Linked DNA regions of Mus musculus: region 1 is linked to region 2. Evidence: chromatin loops called from intact Hi-C (ENCODE). Cell type or tissue: left cerebral cortex. All regions are shown on one strand.

Region 1 (2,500 bases), 880 kb after region 2:
TAACTCCCAAGTGAAAAACCTGTTATAGGGCAAAGGAATTGTAGTAAGTCAGTATAATCAATACTGAGATTTGAAACTGTTTTTAAGATGATACTGTAAATACAACACTGCTCCAAACAAAATTATAATAGTGCAATTATTTTCGATGATTATAGGAATGAGAAAGGTGGTGTACAAAAAGCATGAGGAAAGAAATGGAGGTTTGCAAGTTTTCCATTGATGAGTGGTCAAGAGAAACAAGAAGAAGGTGAAAAGACTACTATTAAATTCTTTAAACTGTGGTTAGTACCAGGCAAGCACTCAGGAGGTCAGCTAGTGAGATTATTTCAAAACCCCAAACCCAAACCCAAACCCAAACCAAACCAAATAAAATGTGCCCATGCTAAGTCTGATTTTGAAACAAAACTAACAGGTTAAATATTTCAATTGTACAATTAAAAATATATTAAACACTTACTTCAATACCATCAAATTCAAATTTTATAACAGGTACAAAAGCATCTTCTACAGCCTATAAAAGAGGAAGACAAAAAAACAAAAAACACACACGGGTTAGCCTTTTATTTAGGTCATACAGATTTGTGCCTGCTATTTAACTTATCCTGTTAAGAATATCTGTCAGAAATGCTAAAGCAGAACTGTTGTTATCTTGATATCATATCTGAAGTCTTAACTGAAAATTGATTATTAACAAAAAGTATTAAGTATAAAATGTATGGTCACCCACTCCTGTAGTCCTGGTACTCAGGAGACAGATCAACAGTTCAAGGTCATTGTTAGCTACACAATGAATTTGAGCCTGGAATGCATGAGACTCAAAAGCAGTAGTGTAAAATTTTTAAAAAAATATTTATCAAACAAGTATGGTAGGGGCTGGCTCAGAACTTGACCTGCAGACATGAAACAAGAGTTCAATCCACAGATCCTAACGCAGGGCACAACAGTGCATTAGGGAGGAAGTAGGAGGATCCATTCCTAGGGCTTACTGACCAGTGAAAGTGTACCCTTGTAGATGATCTGGGCCAATAAGAGGCTCTGTCTGACAGAAGGTAGACATGTCTTGAGGATGATACCTAAAATTGTCCTGTGGCCTCCATAAACACACACCCATATGATAACCTCCACACACTTATAAATATACAAAATTATGTTGTTAGAACTGAGGTCAGTGTTTTATAGTTTGCTAGAATGGAAATGTTACTTGTCAATGAAGGGCTAGATATACACATAGTTATTAACTGAGCCTCACACATATCACCCACAATTGGATATACATCAATCACTTATCAAATATTACAGTAAGTTGTCTGATCCTTGAAACTAGCTTATGTTATCACCAATTCTCTACTTTTATAGATGGAAAACCAAGCTCAGACAGATCGCTGCTTGACTGAGATCTCAGAGCTACAGGTGTGTCTACAGAGCTATAAAGTCCATGTTCCTGATGCTTATGCATGATATTAGCAAGATACAGCAACTCGGAGATAAGTCATTAATTCTAAGTCCTTGCTTTTATAGCTGTTTCTATGTTCAAAATATGAGATGTCAAAAGATACTTACTCTTAAGTTTCTAATGCCATCTTGATGTTTCAATTTTTCAAAAAAGGACTGAAAAAAATCTGATCTCTCTACATGTCTTGGGGCAACACAAAGTGCATCAATATCAGCTCCTAAAAAAATAAAATTATTTCTTAAGAATGATAAATTATATTTTCATTAAAGTTTACATAAACATAAATGCAGAACTAGGTATGAAAGATGAGTATAAGACAGTGTTTATTAACAGTAGTAAGATATGGGAACTATGTTCAGTACTCGCTAATTGTAAACAAGTAAAACAGTTTCCTAAAAATTCTTATCACTAGAACATAACTAAAAAGCAATTACCTTTGGTGTGTACTCCAAGCCTGTAAGATCCAAATGTGAAAATTTTACCACCAACAGTAGCCACAACAGAAGGTGGGAGATTCTAAAATAAAGCAAAAGGCATTCAATCATTTAAGTTACTTTGCATAAAGAACATGTACAAGTTTCCAGTCTTTTACTGCACAACTGATACACTGTACATTTGCCAATCCTGTTGAAGAGATGTGTAAAAGCACTTTAAGGCCCCTTTAAGGAACTCAACTATCAAATTAATGAACTGCAGCTCTTTCCAGTAAAAGTCTCAGCCAATCCCCGTCTTCTCTTTAGTTTTTGTTACATGCTTTTTAGCCTTCTTCAGAGTGAGGTCATTCTTGATGGGAGCATTTTATAAGAACAAATGGAAAGATTTCACTTTTATTTCTTTAATTGTATCATAATTAAAAAGTTACTTCTACCTCTTTCCAGGGCCAATTCCAAGTGCTTACTAGATATTTCTTCTTCTTCTTCTTCTTCTTTTTTTTTTTTTTTTTTTGGTTTTTCGAGACAGGGTTTCTCTGTACAGCCCTGGCTGTCCTGGAACTCACTTTGTAGACCAGGCTGGCCTCGAACTCAGAGATCCACCTGCCTCTGCCTC
Region 2 (2,500 bases):
CATCAGTTCCGTTGGAAAAGGCAAGCTCAACCGTTTTGAAACAGGAGGCAGGGAAGGTAAGGTGATAGGTGCTTCGCAGAGGGGAACAAGGAAGGGGTGGTAACAACTGCGTCAGAAACAGGTTCTGTGGAAGGTGTGCCGCATAACGTGGAAAGTACTGGAACCTTAGGGTGGGGACAGGGGCGCTAGCTGGGGTTCTAAGTAAAGTGTTATGCTGCAGGTGGCTGAGAGTTCACTGAAAAAGCATCCAAAGTGGCCAAAAACCTGAGGCCGATCAGGAGGTTGGCAGGGCTGAGCTGGGAGGGTGTGGTCCTTGTAGGCTCTCGCCCCCTCTAATCTGCCGCTAAGCTAGCTGCAGAACCGCTAGACAAGCTACCACATCTCACTCACTGGTCTGAGTGACAGACACTTCCTATGTCTAGTGTCTTACTGGTCAGTCGAGAAAAAAGAGGGTGGGACAAATAAGTATTCTCCTTCTGATTGGTCAACCCGCTGGTTCTTGTCAATTAGAGATGAACTGGGTTCTCCGCCATGTTGAATAGCGCGCTGCAAAGCCTGTTCTTTTCTTGGGATGGTCACCCAACACCCGGTCCTTCCTGTCCCTCTGTGCCCTAATATGTTGATCCAGCTAGTTAAAACGCGCTTTCTGCTTTAAGTCCGTATACCGCGAGAAGTTCTCGTTTAGGTAGTTAGACAGAAATAAAGCTAGAAACCAGAGAAAAGCTCAGTCCCTTGCCGGAGACCTGGGTGTCATTCAAGTGAATCAGTAATTGTTCCGGCGCTGGTGAGACTCCCATTGAGCAATTAGCTTGAAGATTGCGTTTTACTTTAGCTTGCTGTGGTAGTCGTTTGTGTAGCTTCAGACAGTTATGCTTCTAGAAACCGCAGGCTTGTATCAGAAACCATCATTAGACACTAGCTGGACTCGGGGTTCGCATTTGTGACAGTGAAAAAGGACGTTGCGTGCGTTATGGTCCGTCGCCACCTCCTGTAGCGTCCCTAGTAACCGAGCCCCTAGTAACCGCTCGCCCCAAGCCAGGATCTGTGAGCTAGGTGGCAGCGCCTGCACGCCGCCCTGGGCGGGCGCGGGCGCTTGGGCTTGGAGGCGGGGCGATGGCTTCGCCGCACCAGGAGGCCAGACTGGCGGCAGCCAGCCTTCTCCTGTCTGCAAATCCCATCACCGGAGCAAGGGTCGCCCAGTACGAAAGCGAAGACTCCTTAGAGTCCTTGGTAGCAGCGGGGTTGGCGGCGGCCATGGAGGAGGAGGAACAGAAGAAAGTGTGGCAGATGCGGGCGTCGGTAATGTGAGAGCCCGGAGGGGTCTGAGGGCTGTCCGATCGTCTCGGGCAGGACGGGTGGAAATGCGGTGTCCTCTGTAGACCCTCCCTGCTCTCTGCCCCAACTAAAGGTTGCTGCAAAACTTTATTGGAGAGTGGTTTTTTTATAGCTATTTCTAGAGTATGCAAAGAACAGAACTCTACTTCCTATTTATTCTCCAGTATATCTTGGGAATAAATAATTTTTTAGTTCTGATTTTTACATTTATTTTTGCCCCCCCCCCCCCCGAAGACAACTGATGTGCCCATAGTTTTCATAAAAGATCAACTTTCAGATGATAAGTTGTACTGACAAGTGTGTTTTATCAGTTTTTGTTAGGAGTGGATTTTAGCAGTCCATTAGCAAACCGTGTTTGAAGTTCAGTGGACAGATGCTCCAGATGTAGAGAAGCATCCAGATAAACAAACCGCCGAAATCCCAGTTCCCTAAAGGGATGATATGGGTGCAGTGAGATCTTTTCACAAAACATTTTCAGTATTATGTCCTGGATGTGTTATATGTTTCTAGCAGAAGGATATATATGGAGGAGGAGATTATACACACACACACATAATCTCTACCTCTGGAAAAGCAACCAGTACTTATAACCACTAAGCCATCTCTCCAGCAATGCTTTTATTCTTTAAAAATTTCATACAGTATATTTTGAATGTAACCACCCCCTCTCCTTCATCTGTTCTATTCATTTTGTGTGTTTGTTTTTAGATTTATGTGTATGAATGTGTGCCTTGGGAGTTACTGAGAGTTGTGAGCTACCATATGGATGCTGGGAATCAAGCCCAGGTCCCCTGCAAGAGCAGCAAGTGCTCTTAACAGTTAAAACATCTTAGCATCCTTTTAAATTTTTGTTTGTTTTCTGAGACATAGCCTGGCTGTTCTGGAACTCACTCTGTGTAGTCCAGGCTGGCCTCAAACACACAGAGCTCTGCCTACCTCTGCTTCCTGAGTTTAAAGGTGTGTAATAAAAACGCCCAGCTTTTATTCACTTTAAAAGCCGGGAACCTTGGACTTAAACCAGCACTCTGCTGGGATAAAGCACCAGGACGGGCACTCGCTCCCTCGACACCCTGTTCCTTAGCAGTGCTGGGGTGGGCCGAAGGGTTTGTGCTTGCTAGGCAAGTGGTGTACCAACAGCTACATCCTCGGCTTTTTTGTTTTATTT

The links. Hi-C counts contacts between places; a loop is a spot of excess contacts. Peaks named below come from ENCODE experiments on the same cell type or tissue, not always from the same donor. Only the 100,000 strongest peaks of a DNase experiment are listed, where the experiment ranks them.
Region 1: a loop joins it to region 2, with 4 times the contacts of the local background. A loop is called at or near these places in 2 of 42 quality-filtered maps.

The regions. Positions count from the first base shown.
Region 1 is chr11:23,883,604-23,886,103 of GRCm38, forward strand. Papolg (poly(A) polymerase gamma) reads right to left here. Exons shown (of 22, transcript NM_172555.2): 4 at 1,888-1,969; 5 at 1,561-1,670; 6 at 458-511. Among named protein-coding and RNA genes, the nearest start is that of Gm12061, 9.4 kb to the right of the region's middle. In left cerebral cortex, no CTCF peak of the experiment used is centred here; no DNase peak of the experiment used is centred here.
Region 2 is chr11:23,007,328-23,009,827 of GRCm38, forward strand. Fam161a (family with sequence similarity 161, member A) reads left to right here and starts at 1,020. Exons shown (of 5, transcript NM_001363283.1): 1 at 1,020-1,299. In left cerebral cortex, a CTCF peak has its summit at 1,062; DNase peaks (open chromatin) are centred at 466, 1,000, 1,774 and 2,066; H3K4me3 peaks cover 1,602 bases; H3K27ac peaks cover 1,469 bases.